Regions from separate parts of the Homo sapiens genome. Here region 1 is linked to region 2. A link is an interaction called in ENCODE POLR2A ChIA-PET data of the cell type or tissue named here. Cell type or tissue: A673. All regions are shown on one strand. Links, peaks and the distances in the headings refer to the core of each region. The heading gives the core; the rest is flanking DNA.

What was found. Peaks named below come from ENCODE experiments on the same cell type or tissue, not always from the same donor. Only the 100,000 strongest peaks of a DNase experiment are listed, where the experiment ranks them.
Region 1: POLR2A ChIA-PET joins it to region 2 with 10 read pairs; 2 of 35 experiments call an interaction of 5 or more read pairs at or near these places.

What each region holds. Positions count from the first base shown.
Region 1 is chr11:73,267,584-73,279,259 of GRCh38, reverse strand. It overlaps P2RY6 (pyrimidinergic receptor P2Y6), which reads right to left and starts at 6,922. Exons shown (of 3, transcript NM_001277204.2): 1 at 6,794-6,922. RefSeq lists enhancers at 7,684-8,476, 8,851-8,900, 8,477-9,270. In A673, for the core only: no CTCF peak of the experiment used is centred there; no DNase peak of the experiment used is centred there.
Region 2 is chr11:72,608,468-72,616,467 of GRCh38, reverse strand. It overlaps PDE2A (phosphodiesterase 2A), which reads left to right. Exons shown (of 31, transcript NM_002599.5): 3 at 7,717-7,806. It overlaps MIR139 (microRNA 139), which reads left to right and starts at 1,338; the gene lies at 1,338-1,405. It overlaps LOC105369377 (a long non-coding RNA gene), which reads right to left. Exons shown (of 4, transcript XR_001748292.2): 2 at 2,166-2,376; 3 at 1,731-1,839. RefSeq lists an enhancer at 2,331-2,430. In A673, for the core only: CTCF peaks have their summits at 7,028 and 7,231 (motif pointing right); a DNase peak (open chromatin) is centred at 7,267.

The sequences.
Region 1 (11,676 bases), core at 2,042-10,041, 660 kb before region 2:
AATGTATAAAGAACTCCTACAAACTAAACAGCAAAAGAAACAACCCAATTCAAAAATCAGCAAAGGACTTAGACATTTTTCCAAAGAAGATATACAAATGGCCAATAAGCATATGAAAAGATGCTCAACATTACTAATCAATAGGGAATGCAAATTAAAACCATGCGATAACACTTCACACCCATTAGGATGGCTATTATTAAAAAAAAAAAAAAAGGCCAACCTAGGAAATAAGTTGTTGGGGATGATGTGGAGAAACTGGAAACCTTTGCATTACTGTGGAAATGTAAAATGATGTGGTCTCTGTGAAAAATATTATGGCTATTTATCAAAAAATAAGCATGAAATTACCATATGATCCAGCAATTCTACTCCTAGAATTCCAACCAAAAGAACTGAAGGCAAGGACTCAAACAGAAGTTTATACATCAATGTTCATAGCAGCATTATTCACAATAGCCCAAAGGTAGAAACAAGCCAAACAGCTGTAGATGGATGAATAGATAAATAAAATGTGATATATACATACAATAGATTATTATTCAGCCTTAAAAAATGAAATTCTGATACATACTACAACGTGGATGAAACTTGGAAACCTTATTCCAAGTACAACAAGCCAGTCCAAAAGGGACAAATACTGTATGATTCCACTTATATAAGGTACCTAGAAAAGTCAAATTCATTGAGACAGAAAGTAGAGTGGGGGTTGCCAGGGGCTGAGAGGGTGGGAGAATGGGGAGTTATTATTTAATGGGCATAGAGTTTCAGTGGATGACTTTAAAAAGTCCTGGAGGGCTGGGCACGGTGGCTCATGCCTGTAATCCCAGCATTTTGGGAGGCCTAGGCGGGTGGGCAGATCACCTGAGGTCAGGAGTTTGAGACCAGCCTGACCAACATGGTGAAACTCCGTCTCTACTAAAAATACAAAAATTAGCTGGCCGTGGTGGTGTGTGCCTGTAATCCCAGCTGAGGCAGAAGAATCACTTGAACCTGGAAGGCAGAGGTTGCGATGAGCCGAGATCGCACCACTGCACTCCAGCTTGGGTGACTGAGCAAGACACTATCTCAAATAAATAAATAAATAAATAAATAAATAAATAAATAAATAAAACAGTCCTGGAGATGCATGGTGGTGATGTGATGGCTGCACAACAATGTGCGTATACTTAGTACCAGTGAATTGTACAATCAAAAAGGATTAAAATCATACATTTTGTTATGTATATTTTATCATAATAAAAGACAAACAAAATAACAACAAACAAACAAACAAACAAACAAAACTCAGCCTTGACCAGCACATCTACTGTATTGGGAGACAATTCTCCAAGGGCCACTCAGATTTCTGCAAGTCTTGTGAGCAGAGACAGACTGCCTTTGTTCCAGATGATCTTTTCGAGGATATCTGTAGAGCAGACAGCCTTGGAAGATAAAGATAGAGATAGTGTCCCCTTCTGGAGCCAAAACCAGGTTTATTGACTGTCTGGTATAACAAATATAACAAATATGATGTCTTCCTCTGGGGCAAAGTTCAGGTAGGTTTGCTGCCCCTTATAAAAGATGCGGATTGCCTAAGCTCCAGGTTCCTTACCTTGTCATGCAAGCCATTGCATGTGAAGGTATTACCTGGCCCCCTTTGCATTGTCCTGCAGGAATTGGGACAAATGCTGATATTTGGGCTAATCCTATTGTGAGGAACAAAGTTCTTTATCTTTAACCAGAAGTCTTGCGTCTTCTGCCAGCATCTATGAAACTGTAGCAGGCCAACTCATTGGCTTGGAAATGTGGTCAAATTACAGGCCCTTCCCACTTTCTTCATACTTTTTGCATCGGAATCTCAGGTGGGAGAAAATAAAAATCTGTATTTCTAGCTGGGCCCAGTAGCTCATGCCTGTAATCCCAGCACTTTGGGAGGCAGAGTTTGAGACTGGCCTGGCCAACATGGTGAAACTCTGTCTCTACCAAAAATACAAAAATTAGCCAGGTGTGGTGGCGCATGTCTGTAATCCCAGCTACTTGGGAGGCTGAGGCAGGAGAATCGCTTGAACCTGGGAGGCAGAGGTTGCAGTGAGCTGAGATTGTGCCACTGCACTTCAGCCTGGGCGACAGAGTGAAACTGTGTCTCAAAAAAAAAAAAAAATCTGTATTTCTGACATTATGATGCAGTGATGCAGTGGGCCAACTTGGGTTTATAGGAATCTTGCCCTGGACCTAAGCCCCTGAAGAGTTGGTTTCCTCATTTTGGAGGCTGCTTCTCCCTTTTCACTCCAGCTGCCAGGAAACTCACAGTGAAGTTTCCCTTTCACCTACCTGAGGACCAACATTCATCTCAAGCTTCTATGTAGTTTCTATATTCCTGCTCCCGGATTTAAACAAAATTAAGACATAATTCACATACCATAAAATTCAGCCTTTCAAAGTGGACAATTCAGAGGTTTTTAGCATATTCACAAGATTGTGCAACCATCGTCACTATCCAATTTCAGAACATTTTAATAACCATAGAAAGAAATCCTGTACCCAATAGCAGTTACTCCCCATTCCTTTTATCCCCATCCTCCTGGAAACTACGAATCTCCTTTTTGTATTTATGAATTTGCCTGTTCTGGACATTTTATGCAAATTGAATCATACAATATGTATCATTTTGTGTCTGACTTATTTTACTCAGCGTGTCTTCAGGGTTCATCCGTGTTGTAGCATAAATAAAAATTTCATTTTTATGGCTGAATAATATTCCATTATATGGATAAGCCACATAATTGTTTATCTGTTCATCCACTGATGGCATTTTGGGTTATTCCCACTTTTTGGCTATTATGAATAATGCTGTTGTGAACATTTGTGTAGAAGTTTTTGTGTTTTAAATTTCCTTGCGTATACACCTTTGAATGGAACCAGGGGGTCATATGGTAACTCTATGTTTAAACTTTTGAGGTGCTGCCTAACTGCACTCCAAAATGGCTGTATACTTTTTCATTCTCACTAGCAGTGTATGAGATTTCCAATTTCTTCACATCCTCGGCAACACTTGTTATTGTCTGTCTTTTTCATTGTAGCCATTTTAATGGGTGTAAAGTGGTATCATATTGTGGTTTTGATTTGCATTTCCCTAATTGCTCCTTTTCTTATGTTGTCATTCATATTTTACCATTTAATGGTATGCTCTGAGGCCTGACATCTTGTGGAACAAGTACCCCACGGAGTGGGAGAGTCATGAGTTTCGGGGACAGATAGTCCTAGGTTTGATCCCCTCTGCATCTACTAGTTATATGACCTCAAGCAAGTTATTTAACTCTCTGAGTCTCAGTTTCCCCACTTATTCTATGTGAGTTATAGTATTAACCGCTCTTGGTGTTGCTGTTATTATAAGATAAATCTATAATAAATCCCCTGAGTGGGCCTGGCACAAAGCAAGTCCTCCATGAATCTCACCAATGAATCCAAGAGTCAGAAGGGGAGATTTCCAGCCTGGGAGGATACCTAGGCTGGGGACTGTTTAGCTTTTAATCTATAACCTGCTTTACTCCAGCAACTTCTTACAACAGAGGCATTTCTGTGCCAAACATTAGCCTCTCTGTGCCTCTGTTTCCTCTCCATGCTATGGAGGTGTGTCCTTCTCAGGAGCGTGGCGGGCCACAATGCGAAGGCATGAGGAATGAGACTGCACCATGCTGTCAAGTACTAGTGAATCTGCAGGACAGGTTCTGGCACTTCCAAGTCTGTCTCTTGCCTCAACCATCAGATTAGCCGCTGCCTGAGGGAATTTCTCCTCCCTTAGACAATGGGCTCTCCTTCTCCTGTGCAGGTCTGTCCCTGTCATGCCCCTGTCCCTCAATAGAAGGGATAGGACACTCAGGAACTGTGGGCTGATTTGAAAGGCTGGTTCCCATCCCTCTGGCATGATAGAAACAAGGTTATCCCTCACTCTGAGTTGAGATCTGCCTCCTGGTACCACAGGACAGCCACCACTCCGTCCCAGGCCATGAAAACCGGCACTGCCCTGGGAGTCAGGATGCCAGGCTCTGTCTCAGCTACTGCAGAGTTCGTCTTCCTGGAGCTCAGTACCCAGCCCCTGAGTTCCTAAGGGGAGAGCTGGACCCACTAGCCCCTGGGTCCCTGGAATCCACACAGGGCTGGGCACAGAAGCCACTGACCCAGCCTACGCCATCTCCGTAGACCAAATGACTGCGTCTTGCTCAGACCCTGCCCTCCCATGGAGCTATTAATGACAGGGCCAGCCCTGGGACAGGGGAAGCAGCAATATATCACCCCATGCCGGGGCATTGGCCCTAACTGGACAAGCCAACAGTCACAGAGGGAGAGCCAGAGCCTGGGCTGCCGGATCCCCACCCCAGCCTGAAATAGAAACCTATTTCAGAGACAAATGGGGAAATGGTCCCAAGGCAGGAGGGGGCAGGGTGGGCTGTTGCACCCAGCTTCCTGAGAGTCTCGACAGGCCCCGGGTCCTCTGCTGTAATGGGCACCTGTTGCCAGGTTCTGCCGACTCACTCTAACACTAAGGAACCAGGAAAGCTAGGTTCAGAGCTCTGGGGCCTGGACACTGACAAATTATAGTCCCAGCTCCCACATTGGACAGGATCCTTTAATTTCTCTGAGCCTTAGCTTCCTCTGCTGCAAAATAGGAATAACAATAATTCTGACTGCTTTCTTTTTCTTTTTCTTTTCTTTCTTTCTTTCTTTTTTTTTTTTTTTGAGACAGTCTCGCTCTTGTCACCCAGGCTGGAGTGCAGTGGTATGATCTCAGCTCACTGCAACCTCTGCCTCCTGGGTTCAAATGATTCTCCTGCCTCAGCCTCCTGATGCTTTCATTTTTGTGTAAAACACTTGACACATTGTAGTTGCTCAGTCAATGACAGACCTTGCTATTATTGCTTAACTTTCTCTTTCAGCTCAATTTTGACGGAATGATTTATTCACGTTATTTCATTTATTTATTCATTCAGCCAAAGAGCCAACACACACCTACTAGGTAAGCCACAACAGTTAATAAAGTTTTTGGAGTTAGGTAAGAATTGAAACCCTAGCACTGCCGCTAGTTGGTTGGATAACTCTGGGAGAGCCATTTCCCTTCAACAAGCCTCCATTTCTTCTCCTGTAAAATGGGAACAGTAAATACCATCTCTGGAGGGCATTGGGATGTTATAAAGAGTCAGTGGCACTTGAGGCCAGCAGTTTGAGACCAGCCTGGGCAACATAGCAAAACCCCATCTCTACAAAATATTTTTAAAAATTAGTTGAACATTGTGATACATGCCTGTAGTCCCAGCTACTTTTAGGTTGAGGCAGGAGGATTGCTTAAGCCCAGGAGTTCAAGGTTACAGTAAGCAATGACAGTGCCACTGTACTCCAACCTGGGTGACAGAGCAAGACTCTATCTTAAAAAAAATAAAAATCCCAAAATAAAAAGCGTCAGTGGGACAGTGGTGTGAAAACAGCCAGTGCATAGCCACAGATGGAAAAACAGGTGGTGGATGGGCTGCACAGAGAAGCCAGGCAAGCTTCTGGCAGAACAGGCCATGCTGGGAGCTCCCGGCAGTCAGGTCTCCAGAGACAGCCACAGGATAAGGCAAGGGCAGGAGAGAAGAGTCGGCAGGCTCAGAAACGATTTCCAGGTTTCTGGACCATGGCCCCCTCCCTTTCTGATAAACTGACAAACAGTGAGGAAATGCAAAAAAAGATTGTAAGAATTTTAGAAGAGTCCCAGCCACACAGGGAGTCGAGGGGAGTGTAGAGTTCCACCCACCCAGCCAGTCACACACACACACATACACTGGAAGCTGGGCATTCTCACTCTCACGTACACACCCAGGGGCTTGGCACACACACAGATGCACCTTCTGGGGCACAACACTTTATAGTTTGCAAAGGGCCTTCTCATTTTTCATCTCATTGATACTGAGGGGTGGAGAGTTTCCCTGAATATGACCCATTCTAGAGCTGGCAAGAGATGAGAGTCCCAAATATCTTCAAGAGGCCGGGGCTGAACGCATGGGCTGGGCTGCCTGTTTTCTCTGTGTCGGTGTCAGCAGAGCTGAATGGCAATAGAAACTCTGGAAAAGTTTTAACCCAGCTCTCCCAGATAGGCCCTTTCACCCTTAACAAGTCACACCTGGACTCAGGGACTTTTTTTTTTTTTTTTTCCAAACCACTCTCACGGGGCCAGCTCCAGGCTGTCTTAAGATTTAGCTGGAATGGCAGAGGTGAGAGGCTTCCCAAGGGCCTCCTCTGTGGACAATTATTTGATCACTAATCCTTCCTACTCATTCCCTCAACCAAAGTTCCTGGGGAGCTCTGAGGGCAGGGCCCAGCCTCCTCCGTGAGGACCCCTCTCCAGATACTACACTTAGCAGTGTTCACATACGCAGGGAGAGACCACGGTTGCCCCCATTTTAGAGAGTAAGAAATTGAGGCCCAGAGAGGAAAAGTGCCCTTGCCAGCCATTTGCACTCCAACCAAGACCTTTGTGGCTCCGAATCCTGACTGAGCTATTCCACTTCTCCAGCAAGGCACGGCGCAGCACCAATGTGTCCATCTCCTCCCCGCCCCCACTGACCCCGTCCTGCGGTGCCTCGTCCCTCCATGCTGTGCAGTCTGCAGGCTCCAGGCATAGCCAGGCGGAGGAAGGAGGAGGACCCCAGTGCCTGCCCTACTGCCACTCTTGCCTGTGATGAGCCTCGGTGGCTGCAAGTGGACTGCAGTTACTCAGGAAGCTCCTAGGGGAGCTGAGGGGCGCAAGCCCTTCCAGGCATGGACCCAGAAAACTCACCCAAGAGTTAGCAAGTGCCTCGCTTGCAGTCCGTGAAGTGCTGGAGCAAATTCCCACTCGTGGAGCAGCCCCTGCTGCCAGTCAGTTCTGTGCCTGAAACTGTCGCGTGCAATGTTCTGGCAGAAGTCTGGAGAGGCAGCAGATGAGGAAACCGAGAGACCTGGGGAGAGGAAGTAACTTGCCACAGCACAGAGCTGGCAAGCAGCAGGGCCAGGACTCGAATCCCGAGAACCCTGAAGCTCCAGTCCTTTACACCAATGCTGACTCATCCTCTACCCAGCTGCCCGCAAGTCACTTCATTCACCCTCTGTTTGCTCACTCAAACAAGCAGCATCACCAATTTAGCCCAAGGGACTGTTGGGAGGATGGAGTGAGATAACATTTCAGGACAAGGGCCTGGCACAGGGAAGGCACGCATTGGGTGGCTGTTTTTTATCCTCCTCCCCATTATCACCCCAGCCCTCTCCTGGCTTCTCTGGAGTCTGGAGATGGCCCTGCTTCTGCTCATTGCTGCCGCAGGAAACCATTAACCTGGTTTTCTCAGCAGTGCCTGGAAGGTCCGTTAAGAGAGGCTGAGACCCCGAGATTAATGGCTCTGTTATCTGTGGCTCCAACCCTATGGATCCAGACAACTCCCACCCAGGGATGAGGATGGCACTGAGGGAGGAGAGAGACCCTCTCATACTGTTTTATACTCGGAAAAGGAAAGAGAAGCGAAACTAAAGGCAGGTAGCCCGGCGCCTAAAAACCAGACCTGAAACCAAGGAACCAGACCCGAAACCAAGGAACCAGACCCGAAACCAGGCCTGGGCCTGCCTGACCTAAGCCTGGTAGTTAAAATTCGACCCCTGACCTAGCAGCTGTTGTTATCTATAGATTCCAGAGATTGTATGGAAGGACATTGTGAAACCTCCCGTTCTGTTCTGTTTCACTCTGACCACCGGTGCTCGCAGTCCCTATCATGTACCCCCTGGCTTGTTCAGTTGATCACGACCCTCTCACGTGGACCCCCTTAGAGCTGTGAGCCCTTAAAAGGGACAGAAGTTGAGCACCTGACGAGCTCAGATTTTAAGATGCTAGCCTGCCGATGCTCCCAGCTGATTAAAGCCACTCCCTTCACTATCTCAGTGTCTGAAGGGTTTTGTCCGCGGCTCGTCCTGCTACAGCACCGAAGATGGAGGGTGATGCCGGGGGGGAAAGGCTGACCCCAGGCAATCCTCCCCTCCCCAGCGCCAATCCATCCTTGAGCTTGGGCTTGATGAGGAGAAGGCAGCCCGGGCGGCTCTACCTGGGCCCATGGTGGGCCCTCCCCGTCTGTAAGATGACTCTCCTGCTTCCTCCTCCTCCTCTTCTTTCTTACAGGTACTTATTGGCCACCTACTCTGTTCGGGTAATGTTCAACGCACTTGAGGTCAAAAAACAAAGTCCTGCCCTTGAGACACCTGTAGTCTAGCAGGGGAGATTAGTTTCTTTTGGTTAATGAGTAAATATATAGCAGGCCAGATAGTGATAAGAGCAGCGATATAGAAACATAAAGGAGGGTAAGGGGCGGAGAGCTAGGGGGCTGCAGCCTCGGACAGGTGGACAGGCCCCATCTAGATTTGCCAGATCACCCTCTCCCAGCCACCTAGCCTGGAGGAGACCCTCCCCCAGGCCCCAAGCCCCCACTCTGTGCCAGGCTCTGCCTCAGTGGATCTCAGCAGCAGGCTAGTGCGAAGACTGGGACTCCCTGGGCACAGGCAGCAACTCAGGGCCACCAACGCTTTGGCAGGGAGCATCCCGAGCTTGTGCCCCACTCCCAGCCCTGGGGAAGCTCTCTGCTTCCTCTGTGGTCCAGAGAGGGAGCACATCCCTCAACCAATCCCCAATCCCAATATCCCAGTAGGCGAGAGGGCGCTGGACCCAGAGAGGGTCGGGACTTGCCTGGGTCACACAGCAAGGCAGAGCTCCCTCTCCTGCCCTCTCTTGGCATGTCCACAAAGGTAGGTTCAGGGGTGAGCCTCCCAGCACAGTGCTGGCCTGTGAGGGGCTGGCTGTGCCCCCCGTCAGCTCCTGGTAAAGGAGTGTGAGGTGTTTCTGTGGCAGGCCCACCTGGTAGTGCCAGCCTGCCCCACCCTCCAGGCTCTGACAGCCAAATTCTCCTACCCCAAGCCCCAGGAAGCTGAAGGCATTTTCCTTGCAACCCCAGCTCATGAGAGTTTTGGTCAACCCTGCCTCAGCTTGCTGTGTGACCTCAGGCAGTCCAGGCAGTCCCATCCCTCTCTGGCCTCAGCTCCCTCATCTGCCAAATAGAGGAAGTGAAGGCACTTACATATCAGGAGTGTCATGAAGAATGAGCAAGACACTGACAAGAAGGCAGTTTGCAAATTTTTAGACACTATCCAGATGACAGGCAAGCAGAAAACTCATCTGAAAACCAGCCCCTCATCCTGTGGGGCCCTGAGGTAGCCCCAGAGCAGGTCCTTGATCCTTGATGGGAAATAAGCACAAATTCCACAGAACCAGTTCTTCCGAAAAGACAAAGCCACCTCTGCTCCCAGCCAGCTGACAGGAAGGGCCCCTCCTCTGTCCTTGTGGTAAGAAGGTGTGGGGGGAGAGACGGGAAAGAGACAAGGCTGGGAAGGAGGCCTGGGAAAGCTTGTTCCGGGAGGCAGAGGCATAGCCCTGAGGTAGCCTTGAGAGCCACCAACCCCAGTCAGGCCCCCAGGCTGGGGGAGGACATGAATGCTGGTTGCACAGTGTCTGCCTGGGGGCTTGTCAGCCATGTGTACCTGTGCTGGAAGATGCGCATGCATTCACAAGGCACAGGTGTTTGGAATTGTGCCTAAGTATGTGTGTGTGTGTTTCTGTGAGTGGCTCTGGAGTGTGTACACCTGTTCACATACCTGTTTGCCCAGGCCCGGGCCTCTGCATGTGCTCCACACACATGCTGCTCCTGGGGAGCCCCGCAAACCCCTAGTCCACAGGCCTTATTTTCCCAGGCTCCGAAATCCTTATCATAATCTTCAAACTGTCCCAGATGTCACGGGAGATTTGTGGGGTTCCCAGGCTCTTGATTTTCCCCAGGAATAAAAGCAGTTACATAAGATGAGGAGGAAGCCTTAGGGGCTAACTTTCAGGCGCAGGCTCTCCCAGCTCAGCCCAGGGTGTAGGCTCCTCACGGGGAGGGGAGGAGTGCCCAAGGTTGAAGCCCCTTAGACCCTCCGTTGCCTGTGGGCACTGACCCCTCCACAGCCACCCTCCTGCACTCAGTCACCAGCAGGAAGCCCCTGGGTCCTTTACAATAAATCAGGTGCTTTACAGTTTACACCCCACATGCCCTTGCTGGGTGATGCTCACCACTAGCTGGCCAGGCTGACCTTCACGTCCTACCCCCGAGGCCCTGCCGCCAGGCAGCCACTGCTAGCTCAGTCCTAGTGTCTTCCTTCCTGGCTCTGGGCTGGGCTCACAGTTCAGTACTGGCTACTCCCTTGGGTGGGTCTCACCCCTTCCTGAACCTTGGTTTTCTCAGCTGTGGAATGGAGCTGTTCCGATCCACATGAGTCAAGGGCTGAGAAGGGTCTCTGTAGCCTGTAATGAGGCCCCTGGCAGGCAGGAATGGTCTCGTGCACATCCCTGGCCACCGCCCATTGGCCCCTTGCTGCTCCCAGGAGTCAGGAGGGAAAACACCACCTTCAGCCCTCTTGACTGAAACAGGAGGCTGCCTAGCCCTGGTCCGTGGGAGGAGATGTGGTCCCTCTGGGATTCAGATCAGATCCTAAAAAGAGTTGGCCCACTTCAAGCTTGCAGGAAGCATGGTTGGTGGTCTCCTTGGACAGGAGGAGACTGGACATCTTTTTTTTCCAGACAGGGTCTCACTCTGTCACCCAGACTGGAGTGCAGTGGTGCAAACACACAGCTCACTACAGCCTTGACCTCCTGGGCTCAAATGATCCTCCTCAGCCTCCCAAGTAGTTGGCACTACAGGCATAAGCTACTACGCCTGGCTAAATTTGTATTTTTTTTTGTAGAGACAGGGCCTTTCTAGTTTGCACAGGCTGGTATCGAACTCCTGGTCTCAATCGATCCTCCTCCCTCAGCCTCCCAAAGTTTTGGGATCACAAACGTGAGCCACCATGTCTGGCCAGGGCTAGGCCTTCTTGCTGAGCCACAGAGGTTTTCCCTCTCTGCAGCCTGAGCCCCTCATACTGTCCAGAGTCTGGGGTCTGCTGTTTGCCTTCCATCATAGGAAACCACAGAGAGGCCACAGAGACCTAACAGAGTTGTAAGGAGCACATGCCTGTGGGTGCAATTCTGCACTGGTGCATGCACAGCACACCCAGCCCCGGAAACAGCTCCACATAACTCACACAGGTTCACACATACATATGCACACGTGCCCTGGCACCTGCCACACTTGGGAACACACCACCCACGGCAGGCACGCAGGCACCATCACATGCATGGACCCACTTCCAGCCAGCTTACATAGTGTTCTAGCTTAGCTCAGCAGCAAGTTGCATGTGAAGAGCTTTCATAACCAGGAAAGAGATGGGAGAGGAAGAGCTGAGTCCTTGGATGCCCAAGCCCTTCCTTTGCCCCTCCCAGAGAAGCTAACAGGTTTCCCCAAGAACACAGATGGTTTGTCTGGCTCACCCTCTTCAGCCATCCCACATAAGTCCTGGTCAGAATACTCACAGAAAGTAGGCAAAGGTTTCTATGGGAGGATTGTCCCCAGCTTGCTCAGTCAGCTACCAGTCCTGCTTGTCGCCAGCTCAAGGCAAGGTTTTAAGCTAATCACTGTGAATTTTGGAGCTCTCCACCCCCCAGCCTATGCTGAGTTCAGACATGGCTGTGCATCAACGATGCTGCTCCTGCTGGCTCCACAGGAGTCTTTTCTACAA
Region 2 (8,000 bases), core at 1-8,000:
ATGAGGGGCTGGGTAATGCTGGAGACCTGGAGAGGGGCAGGACACAATCTCTGCCCTCCAAAAGCTCCCAGTCTGTTGTGGGAGCCAGACGGGAAAGGGTGGCACTGCATTGATGCACACAGTGCATGCCATGGTGGGGGAAAGGGGGGCAGTGGGAGCCCCAGGTGGGAGGGTCAGACTTGCCTGGAGAGAGAACAACAACAGACTCTCCCTGGAGGGGATCCAGAGAAGGGAGATCACTCCATTCATTCATTCGTCATTCATCCATCCACCCATTCAATTATTCCTTTGGCCATCATTTCCTGAGGGATGTAAACTCTCTTCTGACACTGACCCAGCGGGACACTCAGCGTCCTCCTCCTCTCCTGCTTGAGCCACCATGCCTGCCTCTTGGAGGCTCCTGGACTTGCTTTGCTCAGCTCCCAACCCACCCTGAGGGGGTGAGGCTGAGGAGGGTGTACAGACATTCAGGGTCACCAAACTCAGAGCTGGAGGCCTGCCACCTCACCAGGGGCCTTTCTCAGGGCACAGGCTCCCTGGTGGCAGGGCCTTGGCCCTTGCTTGCACACCCTTGGGGACTAGGAGCCCCCTCATCCATCCTGCTCAGGCTCTCTTTTGTGGCGCGACTCTGATTCACAGTGTGCCCAAATCTGCCTCCTTGTGACTGCCGCGAGCTGCCTCGTGGGCCCCAGGCCAGAGGACAAGGATAGCTAGAATGCCAGGTGACCAGGATGACTGTGATGGCATGGAGAGGGGGATGCTGTGATGTGTTTGGGAGGAAGTTTGTGGTGTCCAGGAGAATGTGGGCAGCAGAAATGGGACCACTCTCGGTTCTTCCCTGTAGATGAAGCAGCTGAAGGTGGGAGGGGGTGGGAGGAGACCTGAGCTGGCTCTGCCCCGCTTGATCTGATGTCTGCCTTGCAGGGCCATCCTCCCCCTCCCCACACTCAGCTCCTGCCTCCCTCCCTCTACCCACTCTGACTGTTCCCTCCTTTCCTGACTCCAGACTCTGGGTGAGGGACTGAGGTGATTCCAGTGAGTCAGGCCCTCAGGGAACTGATCGTGCAGGCAACTCTTGCCTGCCTTCTCCTGCTCTTTCCCTCTTCCCATTCCTTCATCCACCCCCAAACCTAGCTCCTGATGGATCCAAGGGTGCGGGGGACAACCGGGAGGTCATTTTGGAGGAGGCAGGAGCTGGAATAGAAGCTGGGACTGGCTTGGGAAGGGCGAGAGGCCGGGGCGGAGCTGGTTGTGGGCGCTGGAAGGGAGGAGCCAACAGTGTGGGGTCAGGCTCCTGTGGATGGGGACACCCTTGGGAGGCACTGGGACTGGCTCAGGTGTATTCTACAGTGCACGTGTCTCCAGTGTGGCTCGGAGGCTGGAGACGCGGCCCTGTTGGAGTAACAACTGAAGCCGGAGTCTGCGAAGGGTGGGCAGGAGGGTGGAGGGATGGGGGCATGGAGCGGGAGGGGGTAAGTAGAGGAGGGAGGGGAGGAAGAGAAAGAGGGAGGAGGAAAGGTCTCTGGCAGGTCCCTCCTTTAAGACTGGGCTCCTGCGCTGCGAGTGGCCCCGTCCATACTGCCTTGTTATCCATATCTCCCCACCACTAGTCTCCCTCTGTCCTTCCACCCCCAGCCTCTCCCCTCCATTGGGACCTTCCCTGGGGCGTCCCCTCATTGGCTGTTCTCACCTGAGCAAGGCCCCTCCCCTCCAGTCCTTAGCCTCTTCACCTGTACAATGGGATGACCCAAACAGGCACCTCTTGGGCTTGTAGGAGGATCCAAGATAGTGTCAGTGGGTCTCGAGGTGTGGTCCCCCGACCAGCAGCATCAGTGTCATCTAGGAATGTTTGGAAACGCAAGTTCTTGGACCTCGTCCCAGACCTACTGTATCAGAAACCCTGGGGGTGGGGCCAGCAATCTGCACTTTAACAAGCACTCTGGGTGGTTCTGGTGCACATGAAAATTGGGGAACGGCTGGTGGAAACCTCTAGCCACAGGAGGTGCTTGGGAAAGGTACCTTCCCCTCCCCAAAGCCTGATGCCTCACTCAAGCATGACACTGACAGTTGGGCTAGTTCAGCTGCGTTCTGGGTCTCTGTCTTGCCTCCTCCTTCAGACTAAGCCTCCCAAGGGTTGCCAAGCCTCTTTCCTCTATTCTCCTCACCCTGATCCAGCTCAGCCTCATTGAGAGAAGTCTGGGGCTGCAAGATCTTCGCACTCACAGGCAGTTCCTCTTTGCACATCCAAGGCACCAGTGTCTTTGAGAGGCGTCTCCTTGGCCAGGTGGCAGGCGTGGGTGTGTGGGGAGGAAGGAGGAGGAACCGCCTTGTTCTGCTTTCTTGTCTCTGACTCTGCAGGCTGGGGGTGCTGTAAGGCTGCGAGGAGGCATAGAGTCAGCTTGGGTGCTGGGCTGAGGCCAGGGGCCGAGGCTCAGCTGAAGCGGGCTTCTCTGGTCTGAGCCTACAGGATGCCTCCTTTGGGGCAGTTCTGCCAGTCACCCTGACTGGGCGGCTGTGCTTGCTAGTGCCAGACCCATGCTAGGCACAGAGGTCGATACGTTCTCCTGTGCTCTTGAAGGGCCCTGTCCTCTGGGAAGATAAGAGGCTGTGTATATTGCCCACCGGAACAGGAGGCAGGAAGCAAAAGAGGCGTAGATGACACTTGCCTGGCACCCCCTGTTTCCCCTCTAGCTGCCTTCCTGGGTTTCCCATTCTGTGGGCGCTTCTCTTGAGTTAGGTGCTTTCTCCCAGTGTTCTCAAGGTGACTATTTGGAGGTTTGTGGGAGGAGTGGGCTGGAGACACAGGAGTAGGTGGGGGCAGGAAGTATGCAGGAGAGAGATGGAGAGTGGGAGGAGAAGCTATGAGAGGAAGAGAGGACGCGGAGGTGGGAAAAGACGTCAAGACTCCTGGAGAGGAACAGGAGTGCAGCCTGGGACAGAGGTGGACGTCGGCCGGGGGAGGCAGGGAGGAAGGCAGGGAGGTCCACCCGAAAGGAAGGGAAGGGATGATGGACAGAGAATGAGAGGGCTCCGAGGTCCTGGGGGATCTAGAAGGACCCTTCCCTTTACAGAAGGGGACACCAAGGCCCAGAGAGAGAGGAGGGCCTCACAGAGGACCTAACACAAGCAGAGTTGCATGAATCAGTGTGAACGGACAGTCCCAAGAGCACAGCCGGACCTTGGGAGGTACTTGACTCTTGAGTTTGATGTTATTGCCTTCCTGTAGGCCAGTGTGAGGGGCACTGTGAGGCTTCCTTCCAGAGAAGGAGGCATGGAGCCAGTGCCAGGCAGTGGGGTGAGCCATAGGAGGACCTGTGGAGATGGGGAAAGGCATAGAGACTCATGAAGATGAAACAGGAAAGATCTTATGGCAGCGACCCCAACCCTCAGGAAGGGCGTTGGTCTTGTGCTTGTGGCTCCAAAGGGGATAAGACCAAGGTCTCTGGTTTCATAGAATCTTAGGCTTTAAGAACGAGTTAGAAGTAATTTAGTCCAGACCCTCTCCTCTCCCCAGATAAGTGCAGAAATGCAGATCTAGCCCACGGCTGAGCCCCAACCCTGGCTTCAGAGGAGGCCTGACTCAGAACAGGCTCCCCTTTCTTGGTACCTGGGGTGAATGAAAGCTAAGTCCGTGGTAATGGTGCTGTCTGTGGTGCTGACTGGCCTTACCTTGGACTACAGAGCTGCAGGTGGAGCTGGAGAGAGCAGAAAGGCTCCATCTATCCATCTACCCACCCACCCAGCCACCCATCTACCTATCCACCCACCATCCACCCACCCATCCATCCACCATCCCTCCCCCAACCCATCCTGCACCCATTCATCTATCCACCTACCCACTCATCCATCCAGCCTCATTGAATTAAACCATAGAACTATATGCTGCAGAGCTAGAAAGATCCATTTTTTAGTAATGACAAAACTGAGGCTCAGAAGAGGAAAGGTGTTGCGTAAGGCCACACAGAACTTCTGTAGTCAGTCTGGTACAGGATTGGAAATTGCGGCTCTTTTCTACACACCACAAGTTCTCCTCTGTGGTCTGGGAAATTGCCTGGTTTTTATGCTGATATCTATACTGATATTTGTTCCAAAAAGCTGTGAAGGCAGGAAATGTGACCTCCTTCACCCCATCCCGAGCCTGAGTTCTGTGTGTGTGTGTGTGTGTGTGTGTGTGTGTGTGTGTGTGTGTGTGGATGTGATGTGCATGTCTAAGTGCAACCTTGTATATGCATTGAATATATGATTGCCTTTTGATCTGTCTGTGTGCGTGTTTGTGTGAGAGCCTGTGCATATACGTATGAGTAGAGGAGTGCGTAGCAATATGTATTTGTGTGGCATGTGTAGATGGGCATGTGAGCAGGTAAAGCTGTGTCTGTATTTTTCCTTTCCTCTTCCTTTTAAGATCGAAGCCCCCTGACTTGAGCCTTGCTCCCCATCTGTGCCTCCAATTCAGGAATCTCCCTGCTTCCCATTAGCAGCTGCTCCCCACTGATTCTCTCCTTCCTTCACTGAAGCAGCAACTCTTCCCTCTGAGCCCACACCTCATGGGCTTTGCAATTTGAGCTATTTCCTCCCCTGAGTTGGTGCAATGGGGGTGAAGTTGCTTTGAGATCTGAGGAAGATTCATGGAGGAGATGGCATTTGAGCAAGCCTTGAAGGCCCCTTTGAGTGCCAGATCTGAAGTGGCCCTTCCCAGCTGCAGTTCCTGCACCCAACACCCTCCATTCCTGGGGCATGCTGGGCAGGACCAGGAGGTGGATTGACAGAAGGATGCCCACAAAGAGCCCTGGGCTTCATCAGTCACATTACCATCCAGTCCGCTCTAGCACAGATGGGAAGCCCTTCCCTGCTGCTGCCCCAACTCTCCCCAACTTTCCTTTCCTGCTCTCCTTATTGCTACTATCCTGCACTTGGCCTGAAAAGTCACAGAAAACTGAACAATCAGAGCAAAGGTCAGGCAGGCACCCACCAATTCCAGTAAAGGACAGTTGAGGGCATTCCCCAATTGAAGCAAAGGGCAGGTTGAGGAGTCCACCAATCAGAATAAAGGACAGACTGTTCTTTCTGAGCACCCTAGGGTGGGAGCTGGGGATCGGGTGCTGAGCAGGAACCAGACAGGGCTAGAGATCCAGAGGTTTGGGTTCTGGACCTGGCTCTGCTCTGACTGGCTGTCTGACCACAGGTTGATCATTGCTTCTCATTGAACCTCAGCTTCCTCATCGGTCAAATGGGGAGACTTAGCTCTCTGAAGGCTGTGGCTTTGAAGAATTTCTCCCCCTGTATCAGGCTCACTCCGTCACCTGGGTCTCTCTTCCCCAAGTCCACATCACATGCATCAGACTCCACCAAGGGCAGGGCCTCTCAGGAGTCAGCTTGTGGGCTCCTCTGCCTCCAAGAAGGAATAGACACAAACCAACACCACCTTCTGTGCTGTCTTTAGAGCCCCCGTCTGGGGAGCGTGCATCTGGAAGACTTTATCTTGGGAGTACTGGGGGCATCAGCTCTTCCTCCCCTTTTTAGTCTTCAGAATTGACCTTGGAAGGCCATAATAGCCTGCGTGTATTGTGCACAGGTATCACTCGAGCTCTTGCCCTGTGAATCTTTAAGGAACTGTACCAGTGAGAACGTGTGTGTGTGTGCGCACATGGATGGTGTCTGAAGGCCTGCTGGGATGTCTGCGAGGACGTGGGATCTGTGGCTGTGTGGTGCTGAAGTTGTCTGTGCTGTGATGAGGAGTGCCTAAGGGTCAAAAGACAAGTGATCCAATTTGGGTATTGTGTTGTCTGGAATCAGTAGCTTCTGATGTCTGAGGGTAGACATCTTCCCATGACCAAGATATGTGTCTTCATCCTTGAGCAGTGGGAGGGACCAAGGAAGCCTGGGGGTTGGGGAAAGCGATGCTGAGTAAGCATCTGGGGAGAAGGCCCACTACTGCCCTCCTCCTGGGAACACTGGATTGGGTGGGGGAAGGGGAGGAAACTGCAGCCAAGAAGACCCAGGAGTGAAATTTGGAGCTGAAGCCTGGATGCAAGTCTTCATTGAGAGCCCAGCGTGGAACTTTCTGGCAAATAGGCATTCAGCCCACTCTTGTGCACCCTTGAGGATGGGAAGCTCACTTCCTCCCTCTCTCCTGGTGACCTGTGGCATGCCTTTGTAGCATGGCCCTACCTGGAAGAAGGTCCTTCAGCCCACTAGACCAAGGCCAGCCTCCTGTGAAATCCTATGGGTCCCCAGGCTGTCCATGGGGCCACAGAGTTCAGATCCCCCATCTAGGAGGGTCTGAGAGATTGGAGTTGGAGACTGATAACCCTGGGTCTCCTCTGCTTTAGATGAGGCATCCCTGGGTTATCCAGTCTTAGTCACATGCAAAACTTGGTTTCCAATTCCCTCGTTTCATAGGTCGCCTCCTCTGGATGAGTGTCATCTTGTCAGCCCCTGGGACACAATGAACAGGGGATGGTCTAACTAGACTATAAAAGTGGGGGAACTGTCATCTTCCCAATTGGGTTAACAGACCTCTATTAATATGGCCTGCAATTTGAGCATTTTTATTTCTTGCCAGTCATGCTTACACTGTGGGCTCATGCTGAACTGTGGTCTTTTAAGACCCTCAACCTCATATCATGTTCACATGAATGGGGACCCAGCCATGTCTCCTTCATCTTGCAGTTAATCACTTTGCTTTCTGAACACAGACCCAACCTTCCACTGGGAAGACATCTGAAAGGACTTCCAAGGGCTTGCGGGAGGGCATGGCTGGTGGCTGGTATGAGTCACGATCTTGCCTTGGCCCTCGTTTCCTTTGTTCTGTTACCTTTCTCTTTGATCCCCATGGCTCTGGCCAAGTTAATAGAGCGAGAAGCAGGGACTTTTGTCTCCGTTCCGGCTCTGCAAGGACGAGTTCTGTTCCTGGGATGGGAAGGCTGTGAGACAGTCAAGGCTGACGTCTCCTTCTCCTCCTATAGTTGCCAGGGGTGGCCCAGCTGTTCTCCCACCTTATGGGTTATGCACCCCATAGGCTCTTGCTACTCTCAACCCAGCCCCTCACTAGGCTGGAAAATGAGACTAGGTGAGACCACCTTCCTTCTGGGGAAAGTGAGCGGGACCCAGCTTCAGCGAATATTCAGCTGAGCATCTACTCTGTGTTGGGCATTCTGTGAGGCACTTTTAGGACTCTGATTTTTATTTTCATTTTTAAGGGCTCAATTTCATTTTATCTTCATGTCAGCCTGTAGGGGGCAATAGCCCCAGCTGCTTCCAACTTACAGATAGGAGACTGAGGCTCAGTGACTGAACCAAGACACTCACTGCTCATACACAGCGGAGCTAGGATTCAAATTTGGGTGTTTTTTTGTTTGCTTGTTTTGTTTTAATTTGGAGCCTTGTGGTTTCCCTACTGTGCCAGAATTGTCCTCGACTAGAGAACAAGAGACCTGGGGTCTAGGCCAGGCTTGACCTGTTGACTCACTATGAGGCCTTTGCTAAGTCCCTGGCCCTTCTCTGCGCCTCAGTTTCCCCACCTGTAAGATGAGGGTACTTGGACATTCTGTGGCCTTAAGACTGTTTGATTTTGAGATCCTAAGATCCTGGGATTCCTGTGCCTGAAAGACTCGGGCTCTGGACTAAGCTGGGGGGTTTTGCTCACAGTCCTTTGGGCAGATGGGGCTGCCCTGGCCTGCCTGGCAAAGCCTCTCACTGCCCTCTCCTCTCTTCCAGGACGCCTTGCTGAGTCTGGGCTCTGTCATCGACATTTCAGGCCTGCAACGTGCTGTCAAGGAGGCCCTGTCAGCTGTGCTCCCCCGAGTGGTAGGTGCCCGCCCTTGCCCCACGCTTCCCACCCCACCCCCAAATCCTTTGACCAGCTCTATGCTGTACCTCACTCAGGGCCAAGGAGGAAGGAAGAGGCAGGGTCCCTGCCCAGAGGACTTTCATGGGGAAGTGAAGGGTCTGGATGGGTGTTCTGAGACAGCTTTCTGGAGGAGGAAGCCTGAAGCTAAGCA